Linked DNA regions of Mus musculus: region 1 is linked to region 2. A link is a loop called in an ENCODE intact Hi-C map of the cell type or tissue named here. Cell type or tissue: heart. All regions are shown on one strand.

What was found. A loop is a pair of places that touch in the nucleus more often than their neighbours do. Peaks named below come from ENCODE experiments on the same cell type or tissue, not always from the same donor. Only the 100,000 strongest peaks of a DNase experiment are listed, where the experiment ranks them.
Region 1: a loop joins it to region 2, with 2.0 times the contacts of the local background. A loop is called at or near these places in 3 of 42 quality-filtered maps.

What each region holds. Positions count from the first base shown.
Region 1 is chr2:72,472,416-72,480,415 of GRCm38, reverse strand. It overlaps Cdca7 (cell division cycle associated 7), which reads right to left and starts at 4,197. Exons shown (of 9, transcript NM_025866.3): 1 at 4,105-4,197; 2 at 1,388-1,510. The coding sequence starts at 4,125. In heart, no CTCF peak of the experiment used is centred here; a DNase peak (open chromatin) is centred at 4,175; H3K4me3 peaks cover 3,569 bases; H3K27ac peaks cover 3,398 bases.
Region 2 is chr2:72,294,697-72,302,696 of GRCm38, reverse strand. Map3k20 (mitogen-activated protein kinase kinase kinase 20) reads right to left here. Exons shown (of 20, transcript NM_023057.5): 2 at 4,317-4,509. The coding sequence starts at 4,475. Among named protein-coding and RNA genes, the nearest start is that of Map3k20, 13 kb to the right of the region's middle. In heart, a CTCF peak has its summit at 4,012 (motif pointing left); DNase peaks (open chromatin) are centred at 4,176 and 4,826; H3K27ac peaks cover 682 bases.

The DNA.
Region 1 (8,000 bases), 180 kb before region 2:
AGAAAACATGCGTAGGTATAGATGGTGATAAAATAGTTCTAGAGCCAAGTGCTGTCACAGCAGAGCCAGTCAAGTGGTGGCCTGCAGGGAATGTGGTCAGTGACAACAACGTAAATAACATGCGGGTGATTTGTAACAAGTGCACTTCTTTGGGAGAAAGTCTATAGAAAGCATGCTATGCTCAGGAGTAGGGAGTAAGGCACAGGCACAGGCACAGCAGGTGACAGAGCTGAGCGAAAGGCAGCACACCCAGGGAAAGCAGACACAGAAGCAAGAAGGGCCCTACCTGCTATGAGCTACGCGGTCCTAAGGGGTTCTAGACACAGGAACAACTAGAACCATGGGACCCGGCTCTGTCAGCTCCATGCTAGCACTGGGTTGGGCACCTGCACGTGTAAGCGCCAACGGTAGCTAATCTTTAGGACACACGTGCTTCCTGCGATCAGGTCAGCTCTGCAGCTAATGGTAATCTGGAGGCTAGCCAACTTTACTTAGCAATTTCCCAAAACCTAAAAAAATGGTTAAGATCTACAAGCAGGACATTAGTATAAGAATGGCTTTAAGACATGAAGAAAATATTTATAATCAGGTCATCAAAATCTCCGACATGGATGGGGAGTTATCAGCTCAAAAAGCCAATGTCTCCTGCCTCTCGGTGTACCTCCCTGCTTGATACTGGTGGAATTCTCACACTCACCATTCCATCTTGTATCTCACTCTCTGAAAAACCGCAAAATAATTCCTCATCAGAGTCGGCATGAAAAATGCTGGCCAATTCCTTAGTGGCATCTGGCCTTGGTTTCTGTAAAAATCCAGTGACTTAATACATCCTGCACCTCACCCTTTGAAAAGCTGCAGAAAGATTCATTCTCAGAGTCCTCATTACAAAAGAAAGAAAGAAAAAACACCAAAAACATGAGCCCAGTTCTTCACTGATATCTGACCTGAATTTAGGTTTCTGTAAAATAAATAAATAAATGTGCATGTGGATTTTTTTTTTTCCTTTTTCAAGAACCAATTTTCCATAAACTGTGCAGAGAGCAAATCACATTTACAAGTGCACTCACTACAGGAGAATGGCTTTTGTTACAAAGAAAAATGGTTCAGAGGTTTACAAATGATTTCTGAGTTGTTATAGCAAGTCATCAGTCGCGTTAGGTTAGGCGACACTTCAAAAGGACACAATAAGCAGCTAATCTGCCTTCAACAATTACCACCTAGAACCACAGCAAAGAGCGAGGCGAAATGACAGCGCATGGTGCAGTTTCCTAACGGCTGTATAGAAATGCAGGCGAAAAAGCAAGCGGTTTTTAAATCGTGCACAAAGTGTTTGGGGGCATTTGGAGCATGGCAGACTCGATCCTGTTTATTCTCAGGCAGCACTTACTGTGTTTGCAAAATTATCAGAAGCAAAGCTGTCACAACTGTCATCGGAGGAGGACGATGTCTCCATGGAAATCAACTTCATATATCTGACATCCTTTAAGTTCTTTACTTTGAGAGCCTTTTGCTGCGGAGAGAAATGGCAACACCATTGAACAGGGTGCTTCTGGCCATACAGGACTACTCAACACATCAGTTCTCAGTCTGGTAGGTTTACACAGCAGAGTAGACAGACGGACTGAAACTTTTTCAGACCTTACAGAGAAAAATGATTGGCAATTACCACCAAAAAAATAAATAAATAAAAATTAAAAAAATATAATCAACTCAGGTCAAATTCTAAGGAAGGATCTCTTCAGGAGGTCATTTTAATGGTACGCATCAACTTAGCCTCTGGATATCTGCAGTTACTTCTCCTCCCACCTTAAACTCCGAAGCATTTAGCATTATAGAACTCCACAGAGCTTAACACCAGCTCCTAAAACCCAGCCTCATTTTTTCTCATTGAACTGTACTTCTAAAAGGAGATTTCAAAAGTACAAAATGGAGGAGCAATTTTTCTCCCTCAGCCAAAAATCAAGCTAATGAGGTCTTTTTATGTAAGCCTTGGGCTCTGCACTGTGATGCTAATTTCCTAAACTACAAAAATTGGGCAGGTCCTGTGTTTTAAGATGGCAGTCACCCAAACAGGCGCCGCTCGCTCCAAGGAGAGGGGCATGGAGGTTTTGCAGTCTTTACAAATCAAGGGTTATCAGCCCGAAAATACATAGTACAAGAAGCCAAGTCAGAGGTCAACTAACACTCCTAGGCCAGGTTGAAGACTGGATTCCATAGGAACTCTCTGACCATGGGCTCCATACAGCTTTCTCATGGCCCCCAGAAGGCTTGAGAATTCTAAGACCTGTGGTAGAAGTCAACAGTAAGCATTTCTAGCAAATAAAGGTCAAGTTAGTCGGAATTATGAAAAAACTCCATTCATTTTAGCTTACAGCCTTGTACTGTCCACTAGAAAATGTAACCAGGACAGCCTATTTGGCCATTTCTTATTGACCCAAGTTGGGCCAGCCCCACCAGAGTGCCCAAGGGTGTTAGGGAACAGAAAATGCCTAGATGTTGGGAAAGACTTCCTTCCGCACCTAACACATTACATTTCAGTCTCTCGGATACAATAAAATGATTTCCAAGATGTTGGTGGCCCAGCCTCCACATCATGTTCCTAAGTAGACACCAATCAACCATTTGTGTATGCTTCTGATATCCTAATGGCAGCAATGTGTGGTATTCGAGAGAGCTACCAAATATTGTATTTACAACAGTAGTTCGAGGCGGTGGGTGGAGAGTTAGGAGTTAAAAGGGATTCAAAAGTCTGCCCAGGTTTCTGGTAGAGGAAGTCCAAGGCAATAAGGTGCAACAAAATGCAAAGAACTAAGAAATCCCCAAAACGGCACACAGCTCCTTAAATGACTTTAATTCTCTACACTCTACTAATCAATTTAACTCCATGTCAGCCTCAGGGGAGGCAGTCAATCAAAAGCCATCAGGAAAAGAGGCTAATCTTTAACAAGCCAGGACAGGCCAACGGTCAGTCATTCACCAGGCAAGTATGTCTTCGATGGAAAAGACACACAAAAAAGGAGAGCCAAAGGTCGTGCCTGGGGTGAACTTTTTTGGCAGATGTAACTCTTAATTCTGTTTACGGTGAGTGTTCTTTGACGGCAGATTTGGTACTGATGTTCGCTTAATTCTTTGCAGCGACGTTACCATCACTTAAATAAGTAAGAAAACTGAAGTGCGGAGAGGTGAAGTCGATTCCTCCAGTCAGGTGTCCAAATATGCACCAAGGCAAGCCAAACTCCAAGCCCATTTCCCCACGCGCGGAGATCCGCTATGAGACCACGACTCCGTCTACCCACTCAGACCTCGCCACAAGGGCCCCCGAACCCGATATTTATTTGAAGCACGTCACTGTCTTCCTTTCCGCCCATCCCCCCACTCTTCAACCCACTCCAGGGCAGGACATAAGTTCTGGCTTCCGTTGGAGCAAAAAGAGTTACGTTCCAGCTCGCAGCTGCAAGCCGGGAAGAAAAGGGTGGGACGGGTGGGGAGTTGGGGGACGCAGGGAAGGTTACTAAACGGTCGCGGCACACGACTTGCATCGCTGGGCCCCAAAATTGCATCTGACCACAGCCTAGGACTAAAACAATACCTCCCCCCACGTGCACAACCCAAGTTCTCAAGAAATGCTCACAAGGCCATCTACGCTAAACCCGCAGATCCAGAGTGGTTAGAAGGGGACGCAGAGCAAAAGAGGATCGATCCCAGGGCCACTAGTGCACGCGTAGGTAACAACGCACTCGCCGCCAGCGGGTCGTGCAGGGTGAGGTCCCAGAAGGTGGAAGGCTGGGATACGACCGCCAGACAGGATGGCCAGCGGCGAGTCCCAGGCCTCCGCGCGCACGTGGAGCATGAGCGCCCGTGCCGCAGGTTCCGGGAACGCTGGCAACTCCGTGCGCGCCGGCGGGCGCATCACCTTGGCCTTGAGTTATCCTGGGTGCAAAGATTATAAGAAAATCGATCTGTGATTTCCCTCAACCTGGCGACAATCAGGAGCGCGTGGGACAAGTGAGCGGAGCTAACCCGCGGAGTCGGAGGGAAGTGGCCCGGACCCGCCCGTGTCTAGCACCCACCAACCCCGCCCCGGTGCACCCGGCCGGGCCTCACCCGCGCGCGGCGAGCCTCCATGTTGGCGGCGGGTACCCAGGCACTCGGAACGGGGATAGTTCGTCGGAACACACCAGCACTCAGAGCCCGAACAACCCGAGCTCCGGGACAGAGGCGGGGCGCGCACTCCGCCGCCGGAGGGGCGGGGCCACCGGCTTTCCCGCGCCGGGACGCAGGTCCTGCCAGCTAAGATGACCTCTTTAGCGGTACCCGAAGCGTCCCAGCTCTGGAAAAAAATAGAAGCGGTTCTCGTGGTTGTAATAACCTTGAGTGTCCTCGGAAACTGCTGAATGTTCTATGAAACAGTGGCGTTGTGGGAACTCAGTGCCACTGGCTTTTTATGAAGCTGCGCGGTCCTGGGAAGTGGCGCGAAAGTGGCTGCCGAGGTCCTGAGACTGGCCGTCTGATTTGCATACAAAACGGGAGATTGTAAGGCTGGTAGAGCCTCTTACTGCGTTCACACTTTCGCTGTAGTTTAATCTCTTAAAAATGTTAAAGAACAGAACGGGGATACCACCCACAAATATCTGAGAGCATAGCACCTCTTATCTAGCAACCACACCACTATCTATATGTAGTCAATAGACCAGTTAAGTCCTGTTGCTTCAAGAAAGATTCCGGCGTGGGTTTAAAAATAGCCCTTCAGTTGAGTAAAGCCTCTCCGAAGGGTAAAAGTCTTTAGAGCTTTATCTTTCGGAGATAAAAGCTGCAGGCGATTACACTGTGGATTGTCCATTTTTCTCCAGGCAAAATTGGGAACAACCAGAGCTAGTTAGAAGATCTTTCTTTCTTTCTTTCTTTCTTTCTTTCTTTCTTTCTTTCTTTCTTTCTTTCTTTCTTTCTTATAGCCCTTCTCACTAAGACCGGCACAGGGATGAAACGAGGCTCCCCTGTTTTTAAAGAGTAAAACACAGGGGGAAAAAAAAAAACCCAAACAGCAACGACCGAAAAACCTTGGGTGCTTTTTAAAAGAGCTTTAATTATAATCATAGATTTAAAACATTTCTTGAAGTGTAAGCATTCCCCCTTATTTCAAAACTTTTCTCTTAGTATTGATGTTGCCACAGTCCTTTTCTGTGAAGAGAGCATGCGCAACACACACACACACACACACACACACACACACACACCTCTCTAGGTACTGACCATAAAGACATAAATAACCGAGGAAGACAATGGATTGGAAGGAGCTGCCCAGGGGTCACCCTCCCTCTGTGCTAGAGACAAAGAACTCCAGTCTCCAACTTAGGCATCAAGAGAAGCAGCTAATTGATTTGTTTGGCAAAATTCCTGGTAGCAGCCAGGAGTTCAACCAACACTTGTTGGATGAATAAGTATGTGGATGGAGACCTAAAATTGTCCTTAGTACAATGTTCTTGTGAATATGGTTTGTGCAAGTAGAACTGACCATGTGAGGTCACAGAACGAAGGGGGCATCCGGGCCACTTTGCCTGGGTAATGTTCTACACTGAGCATTTTTACTCTTCTTGGAACAGGCTTGTCTCTCTGTGCTCCTGCATTTCTTTTTCAACGAAATCCAATGTGAGCCCAGGACGTGTGCATGTTGTTTCCTTAAAGTTTTCACTTCTGTGCTTGTGTGTGTCCTGCAGACAATGTATATCCTCTGGGCTTCACCATCAGGGCGGTTCAAAGTCCTGCCCCTAACTGAGTGCAAGGTTGTAAGCAGGTGCTATTCTGAGTACTGAGGATACAAGGTCCAGAGAGTGTACACTCTGATGGAGGAGCAGAGATACAAAAGAGAATTTCAGGTATGATACTTTGGAGGAGGAGGAGGAGGAGGAGGAGGAGAAGGAGGAGGAGAAGAGAAAGAGGAAGAAGAGGAGGAGGAAGAGGAAGAAAGTACAGTGAAAAGCTGAAGACAGGAAAGGAACAATGCATACTTCTACAATAGTTATACAAGCTGGTGATATACAGCCAGAAATCTGAGTGGTCAGAAAGGAAGCGACAGGAAAAAAGTACTAGTTTCAGGCAGACTGGCATCTGGTTCCAGAACAGTATGAAGCAGCCAAGAGTCCCCATCTCTACTACTGAAAGTCAGGAAAAGAGGAAGAGAAAGTAGACATTTGGAGCTTCCTAGCTATAAAAGATCTCTGCATTTATTCCAGGCCTGATAGAAAGACAGTGGAGGATTTAACAGGCTGGGGTGCCCCTGTTTGCCCCCATGGATGGTATAGTCTGGGGGGAGCAGCCAGCCAGGAGGGGGCGAAAACTGGGAATGCTAAGATACTGATGTCATTGTAGTACCCGGAGAGTGTTCAGATTGAGACTTTGTTTTGAAGTTGGAGCTAACTGGACCAGAGGAGGAGTAGTTGGCTCATTCCTATCAGTATAGTATATCAGGGCGAAATATTGCAAACCAGCGAAGTCACACTTGTGCTTCTGTTCCGTCATTGGCACAAAAGTCTGACACAAACATGGAGGTAAGGGAGATGAAGGAGAAATTTATTTGGCTCAGGCTTTCATAAAGTCTAGTCTATCATGACAAGAAGGTGTAGGGAAAATCAAACAGAAAGCAGAGTGCCTGTGTCACTGTGTCCTCTCTTCTGTTCCATTAAAGCCCTTAGCATGCAGAATGACACCCTGCGTGCTCGGGATGAATTCTTCCCCATTCATTTATTTATTCACTTTACATACCCTGCCCTTCCCTCCTCCCAGACCCCCACCCCAAACCCCAGTTAATCCTCTCTGGAAACACCCTGAAGACTCACTCAGGGGCACACTTCAATAATCCCCTAGGCACTTCTCAGTGTCACCAAGTTGACAAGATTAGCTATCACCACCCCCTCAAAAAGAAAAAAAAGGATATGACTACAGGAAAAGAACAGTGGCGTAGGCATGTAACAGGATTTAAACAACTGTTCAGAGCGGCTCTCTTGCATCGGTGAAGCTAGCTCCTCACACAAGGTTGAGGGGGAAAGCAAATGGCAAATGCCTCGGAGAAGGCTAACCCCTAACAAAATTGAAAAGCACAAAAACAGAAGAACTGTGGAAGAAGAAAATGTGAACAGGTGGAAGAAGATAGCCATTAACCCTCAAGAGAGAAAGGGAGGAAGGAGGGAGGAGGCGGGAAAGACTGGGACTGCAGTGTCACAGTGCTTTCTAAGAGGGAAGGAGGAGGAGGGAAAGGAGGAGGAGGAGGAGGAGGAGGAGGAGGAGGAGGAGGAGGAGGCATCGTATCAGGCAGGGTAGCAGAAGCTTGTTATCCCAGCAGTAGGGAAGAAGAGGCCAGAGGATCCACAGTTCAAGGTGTGCCAAGGTCACAACTGTAAGTAAAGGGAAGCAAATATGGCTGATTAGTCCATGATGAGTAGAGGCATTGGAGTAGCCTTATATGCTTAGTCACTGTGCCTTTTGAAAGGACACCATAAACCCCGTTTGTCTCCATTTAGACTAGGCCTGCTTTCAAAAAAGGCCGTAAGACACCAGTTTCAGGAATAGACCATGAGTCTCAGAAACTAAATAATAAGACATCAGCTCTAGGTGAGACCATAAAATCTAGAACAAGATCATAAAACCCCCTACCAAAGAGCAGCCTGGGGATAACCATAAAAATGGGGAAATATCTTATCTCAGGATGGACCATCTGCGCTGGACAGTCCTATGACATCCTACGGTTAAACATTCATGACATAGGAATGCAGACCTCTGACCACCTGTGACCCCTAGCATCCACCAATGAAATTTTGGATTACCTAGTCCTTCTAGAGAGTTCCCCCGGTTCCCTATAAGAAGGCCTTCGTGCCTTTGTTTGGGGGTCGCCATTTTAGAAAATGGTTGCCCCTCGCATGCTGTTTGTTTCTATAGAATAAACGCTCTTTGTTTTTATATACCATCTAAGTCTGGGATCTTCCTTCAGCAATTGACCCTTACACTTC
Region 2 (8,000 bases):
AACTATACTTCTTAAATTGTATTTTTCTTATTAGAAATGTAAATATATGTCATAGTCAAGCCACACTTCTAAAAACGGAGCGACACATATTTCTACCACAGGGGGAAAAAAATAAAACTAACTACAGCTGAGCTCAGACAGTAATATGCACAATGACATGTTTAAGAGAAAGACAATGATGCTGGGGTGAAATGCATCGGACAGACCGACGGACGGATGAGTAAGACGTGGAGAGCTGGCCATACAGGTGGTCACACGTATTCTTGCTAACTATATATTCCATATGTTGTCTATAGACATTCACTGTAAAATTTACTTTATGTTTGAAATTTTTTCACAATAAAATATTGAAAGAAAACATGAAATCATAGAAAACCACAGATATTCAAGAGAAAAAAAAAGCAGCACACAGATACCAAGCATATACGTGTTTTACAAGCTGTCCTCCTCGCTTCACTTCCGGTAAATGTTGAGCACTTTGCCACTGCAGAGGCAGCACAGTACCCTCTCCACGTGTCTCCACCGCTAGCTTACCTGACTCCCTATCTGACCCCTCTAACAGCTGACGTAGAAAGTCCCAGAAGCACAACCTCTGACCCACAGAAAGCAACTATTTGGAGACCAGCGTCAGTGTGCTACATACTTCTAAACTCTTCTCCAGAAAGGCAGACCTCTGTCTAGCCAGAGGTTTGAGTTTAAAATTTAAACACTCTTATAAAATAAAAATTAAAAAAAAGCAAGGGTTCTTTTTCAAAAAGTCTAAAATAGGCACCCCTAATACTCCCATTTTGGTTATTTTGGCTCTGAGATACCAACTCCAAGTCGGAAGCTGACTCAGGACCTCCTAAAGAAATGGCTGGCCCAGCAGTGGGGACGGGAGTTGAGTGAGTTGGGTAACTTTCTGTGTCCAGAAGTAAGGAAAGCATCCCAGATGAACGGTGTGGTCAAAAGCCACAGAAGCCACTCTGAAGGAGCTCTTGCCAAGCTGGACATAATACAGGCACAAACGTGTATGACGTAATGGATTGCGTCACTTTGAATTGTAAAAGGATTTAATGTCTATAAACAGATAAACAAATTGGGCAGTGTAAATACAGGGAGAGAGAAAGCAGCCTGGGGAACAGGTCAGGAGGGAACCTCTGACCTTGGCACAATGGACTATCATGATAATGACACATCTAAGACAGAGTCACCAAGGGATGCTTGAGCTCAGAAGACATATTTACACAGCCTCGAAGTAGCTCCCAACACTTAATTACAAAAGGGGAAATAGGTATTTTTCACCACAGAGGAATTGAGTGGTCTAGTAACCAGGGAAGGGCTCAAAAGTAACATTACCAAACCTAAGGCAGACAAGAGATACCCATCACACCACACCAAGAGTCACCAAGGACACACAACCACTATAACATCCCCACCACAGCCACATGAGCCACATGAGGGGAAAAGCGCAAGGCCAAAACAAAGGGCACTCTGCAACATAAGTGTTCTCGGCTCATCAAAACTGGAAAAGTCTTAAACGGCAAAGAAAGGCAGGGTAACTATTCCAGAATAAAACAGGCTAAACAGACATACAGCCATTTGTCATCCTGGAGTGTATCCTGCGTAGGGAAAAAATCCCATAAACGTCTCTTGGGACAAATGGACAAATCTGAAGATGGATGATCCAATAAAATAATATAACCATTCAATTTCCTTACCTTGTTAATTGGGTTTTTAGGAGATGCTTAAATGCTTTGAATAAACACATATAGCATCTGTAATTTACTCTCATAGTCATGAAAAACAAAATAATTGTAACTGCACATAAGTCACTAAAGAGAAAAGGCAGATGTCACAAAATGTCACTATGTGGTAGACTTAAGTGGTATTATAGAGGTCGTGATAGTCTTATAATTTTTCTTGGTGTTTGCTTTAAATCATTTTTAGAAAACATTTTAAGCAAGTGCCACTCTTTGTTCTTTTCAGTAGGAAGGAAACACATACTTTGTAAAACAGAGGGACACATCATACCTCACTACACGAGGAGTCACAAGGGACACATCATACCTCACTACACGAGGAGTCACAAGGGAAGTGCAAGCAAGTAGTCACATAGGCTGTGACAATATATTTGTCACATATATTCTCCACATATGACCAAGTTCACAGAACAAACATTTAGTCAGATGTCAGGCCATTCTCAGCGTCCCACGAAGTGAGTTACAGGCACTTCATTACGGGGTCCGTCTCTTCTAAGACTCATTGGAAAAATAACGACCAAGAGGCATAGGATTGAGTGTACAAATGGGGGAAAGACTCTAGAGTTCATTACCTTTATCTTAGCACTTGAAAAGTGCCTAGCCAGTGGCCAACTCACATCTTATAAATACAACTTCGCAAGGGGTGCATACTTCCTCTCCAATTACCCTCACTGCCTCATTGGACTTTCACACTAAACTCCTGTGGGATGAGCAGTGTGGGGTACCTGGCACGGGGATGAATAAAGACTGTCTCTGACAGCAACAGTCCTCTAAATGAAATGCACCTTCTACTCTTTCCGACTTATAGTTTATGAGTTACGCTCTTGCAATACAAAAGCAGGATTTGGCAGCGTCCAGCTCTTGCACTCACCCTGTGCTTTCCCGTGTCATTTTCCTGCCCTATCAAACCATGGAAAAGGCACATCCTATGCACATATGCTGGAGAGGTAGGAAGTGAGCGGGCTAAATGGAATGCTCTGCTTCAAATCAGTTTCCAGTCTCATCCAGTAACCATAGAAGAAGCCATATAAGTATCCAAGCCCCATGGCCTGCCTTTACCATTCTTACATAAGTAGATGGAATTGGCTTATTTTCTATTCCTACCTGGTCAACTAGAAGTCTCCCAGTAAAATACTGAAGAACAAGAAGCCCAGCCTCCTGAATTCTATCTGTCCCTGCTGGAGTGGCTAATACATTTCTCAGTGTTCTGTTTCCCAGTCTATAAAATGGGGACAATAATGTCATCTTACCAAATCAAAGAGTTTGGTGTCAGAAGTGGTTCTAATGCAAGAGCTGATCTTTACTTAGTACCCTTCTGCTTCACGTAAAACACAAAGACAGCCCACGGCAGAGACACCACAGAGCCAGGGTCATGGTTTCAACACTGGGTGAGTGGGCTGATGAGCTCCATCCATGGCACACTGCTGAGAGGAGACCTGCAAGGCTGACCCTGGGTTCTCATCTCTCATCAGCCAGGGTGGTTCACTGGTGGCAATTAATGATAACAAGATCGCTTGGGGAGAAGAGTGTATATCTATCTATAGGTTGTCTTGAAAGGAACAATACTTAGTGAAAACTGGATATAAAACAATGACCAAGGTGAGCATGAGAGGAAGGTATTAAAGGCCACCAGCAGGGCAATTACAGATAGTGGTAATATACTGTAATCTCAAAGAGCCAAAGGAAAGGCGTTTGAATGTTTACGTTGTAAAAGAAATGTTAAACGAGGCAATGGATATAATGACTTAAGCACACAATGCATACATGTATTGAAACATTAACATGGCTCATAGATGGCTCATAAATTTTTAAAAGTACTTTACAGGGTTACAAAGGCTTAACTCTCACGGACCAGCTATACGAATCATTTGACTCTTGAGGTACCAAACTTAATATAGTGGTGGCATCAGTTTGTGTGTGTGTGGGGGGGGGGACGGGGGGGATGGGGACGGGGACATTCCTATAAACGATGAAGAACTTAAGAGTTCAGGGCTCATATACTTCAACACAAGTTCCCGACTCTCAAAGCCAAGACCTTATTCTGATTTTTACAAGGTAAGACAACTCTATCTGGAACCTACTTCTATATTGCACAAAATGCACCACTGTGAACTTGTAGAGGTGAAACCTAAGAAGCTAGCACTGCTTAGTTCAGTTGAAAACAAATACTCTTATTTTCCAAAGGCACCAAGAGGGACCACTCCCAATGCAAGGGGTGAAAATAGGGAGCAATGAAAATGTTACCTCTTACTCTTTACTGCCCCCTCCTGGTTCCCCTGAAGAAGTGAAAAGCTCAAACCCGCCTGTTTCTGTAGGCCAGCCAGCTCAGAGAACACCGGCTTACCATGGAAAGAAATCCTCTAGCTTCACATGTCCCTTAGTAGAGCTCGACCCTAAAGCACACAGTGCAATATTTTCTATTTATGGGGTTCCCAGAATGGGAATTGGGAAGGAGCCTCATGGACCAGCCCCAAAGGACTTGCCAGATCCTTCCAGCTCTGTGACCCTCTAACTCCGCTAGGCTGGAAGGCTTATATAAGAGCTGGTGTGAGAGCCTCTGGGAGCAGATCTTACCTCTTTCTCTATTTTGAGTAACTTCTTTACAGCCACCTCCTTGTCCTGTGATATCCATTTGGCTCGATACACACTCCCAAAACTTCCTCCACCGCAGTTTTCAAAAAACTGCAAGTCGTCGAACTTAATTTGCACAAAGGAGGCTCCGAGAGACGACATCTCATAATGACAAAGTAGTAAACGTCCACAAAATCTGGAGAGGGGAAAGAGAAGAAATGCCGAATCACAGATCAATTCGAGTCGTGCTCTAGATATTTATAACAAGTCCTGTGAAACTTCTAGAAAGGCCCGATGAGTTCAGAAAGAGAAGCAAGACAAACAAGTCGAAATGAAAGCACTCACCCTGGCTGGCAGTCGGCTTGCCCAGGCTTGGAAATGGCTCAGATTTCTCCCCCCAACGAAACCTGCCACAGTGCTTCCTACAGATCCTCCGGAGCTCTGCCTAAAGGCTACTGTGTCACCAGGTCTCCTACCAGGAAGGCCTGACACACAGAAACCATGCCTTCAACAGCAAGCTTGCATAGTTCCTCTGGCATGTGCGGCACGCCGGCTCTCCGGGCTGCCCTTGCCTCACAGGAAACATACACAGCCTAAGCCCCTGAGGATCCTGGCACGGCTGCAGCCAGGACGCTGCAGAGTAAACACATATGCAGTGTTTAGACTCCAAACAAGACTTCACTTGGGGTGAAGGAAAAGCTACCCAAGGGTTTCCACATGTGTCTCACTAGACTGCACTCCATAGAAGAATTGACTTTCTAAGAGACATTGCCCCTGATTACAGTAGATTAAGTCAGCCAAGGAATACTGCCAAAGTTGTTTTAAAAAATATTATGCTTGTTTCCAGGGGGACAGATGACCCCTCCCGAGATTACCGCAGGGGGGTTGTCTATGGTTGACTCATCCTTACTCTTCCGCAGGTAAGCGTTCACTCTTAATCCTCTATCCCAGACTTTAAATTATCAGGAAAAACAAAACCTGAAACGCACAACTGGTGAAGTGTAACTCTTGAGCAAGTGTAAGAAGCTACAGGCGGTACATAAAGGAATCTCTCTGGGCATCCTTTCTGGAACTGTAAACCACAATATTGTAATCATGGAGCAAAATGAGGAACCTATCTATATTAGAGGACTCTCTCTCAAGCAGCTGGTTCATGCTTCGGATGGTCACCATCATGAAACACTTAACAAATAACAAGAAAACGAACTCTGTAAGAACTTGAGGGCATCCAGGATGAAACACAATGTACGATCACTTTCTGCCTTGATCCTCTGTAAATATTTAGGCACATGGAAACATGGCACTTGCAACTCACTTGATGATTTTGACACCACCCCCAAATGCACATGAGAGAGGGGGTTAGGATGCAAGTGTGTGAGAGGGAGAAAGCACCGTGACAGAGTTGAGAGCCACAAATCAGAAAGGGGCATGGGCTTTTTACTATCCTGGCCATTTTCTATGAAGCCTGGATTTTATTTTTTATTATTATTCCAAAATAAAAGGTAGAAGGGAGCTGTCTGGGTCATTGTAAGTTCAGTTTCTCCATCAACTACTCGGAGCTTCGAGGAGACATGCTCGCACAGGGAGCTCCGAGAACTCAGGGCGCAGCTGGCTCAGCCATTCCATTTTCGGAACATCGGCTCACTGAAGAATGTTGATTTCTTATTGCAAAGTCCAAGTCTGCTCCACTTTGGGGAGAAGGCAAGAAAGAGAAACGAAGCAATTTGTTTATCCTCTACTGTTTAGAGCTTGTAATGTTTAGAGGGCTGCGTTGACAAGAAAACAGAGGGAGGAGACCGGCTGTGAGGAACACAGACGCACTCTGTGGCTGCGTTTAATTCAGTGATTTTCCAGACAGACTCACTGCAATCCCGCTAACTTTAGTAAAGAAGGTTTATAGAAAATATAGGAGAATGTGCCAGACAAACACAGACAGCGTGTGCGAGGCAAAAAAGCTCGCACAACAAACGTCAAACACTATATGCTAGATCTCCGCAGCAGAGGATGGGTAAGTCTATGCTTTTGTAATTAATTTTATCCAAGTGTAAGAATTGAAATACGGCCACGAAGCTTATAAGACCTTGCAGATCCACTGCCTGGCTGTGCCCACTCAACTCTGAGAGAGCAACTAGTAACAGCTCCTTCAAGCATCTATCTCCTTGTCTTGATCACATTTCTTTTTTTTTTTTTTGGTTTTTCGAGACAAGGTTTCTCTGTGTAGCCCTGGCTGTCCTGGAACTCACTCTGTAGACCAGGCTGGCCTCAAACTCAGAAATCTGCCTGCCTCTGCCTCCCAAGTGCTGAGATTAAAGGCGTGCGCCACCTCGTCCGGCTTGATCACATTTCTAAGCCATGTATTTGAACACTGTTGCTTTTTGATTTCCCTACTTTAGATCTTGTCATCAACCATTCCCTGTGGAAGAGGGATTCGGTTCTTACACCATCCTTCACCTCCACACATCTTCAGGGGCCACACTGGTCTAACCTCTGTTTACAACCTGAACCATTGGCTAAGACAATATTCACGGTTTATAGAAAGTAGTCTTGCAAAATCAAGACCATTTCCAGCACCGCCATGCAGCAATGGTTACATTTTACTTGGATAGCTTTTTGTTTCTCCTGGAGTTATTAGTTGCCCTGCTTCTGTCTTCTGTTGTCTGTTTAGCTTTTTACACTCCTGATAAACTTACCCAACTCCACCAGTCCCCCCAGGAACTACAAAGCTCCCAACAAAGCAACAAACACCAGCTTCTTCTTGCCTTTATCCTCTGATCCCCAGAGGGAGGAGCACCTTGGTTTTCATCAAGACGTTCTTTCTAAACACTTCCTCTTGATTCAGTCTGGCTGAAATGGTTGCGCCCCCAGGCCTGACTGTCATTGGAATTTCATCTCCTCTGCTATTCAAAGACCTTCCTTCTCTTTCACCCTCTGAGGAAAACCCTGCCCCTGGATCTTCAGCTTCTCTTTCTTGGTTTACTTCTGCACCTTGACAACACGCATCTCCCAGTGGCTCCCTGAGCAGAGGCCACTGTGTGGATGTGGGAAACGAACTCATGACTTCTGGATGAGCAGCCAGTGCTTTTAACTGCTGAGCCATCTCTCCGATCCCCTCAGCTGACTCCTTTCTTTTTTTCTAGAAGAAAACTTTTTTTTATGTGTATGAGTGTTTGCCTGTGTGTGTTGACTGTGCACCACGTACAGGCCTGGTGCCTGCAGCATGAAGAAGTCAGATCATCTGGAATTAATTATAGACAGTTGTTAGTAACCACATGGGTACAGGGAATTGAACCCATGTTCTCTAAAAGATAACAAATAACCTTCATCGCCGAGCCATCTCTTTAGCACCTCTCCTCATTTCTAATGTTGCTATGGAGCAGTGTGATGCTACTCTGATGCCTAAACCGATATATATATATATATATATATATATATATATATATATATATATATATCCCTGAGGGCTTTTAGAATCATTTCTTTATCTGTAGAATCTTGCCCTTTTTTTTTATTAGAGTGTTCTTAGAGATGATTTCTTTCATTCACTGGTAGGACACTCAGTCCCAACCTTTAGCTCACATCTTTGAATCGCAGCTGTCTAGTGGTGTTCCTTTAGGACTCCAGTCTCATTCATTTCAGGTCTTATTTCTCACACATGCATGAAGCACTGCCTGCGGGTCCCCTTCTGTG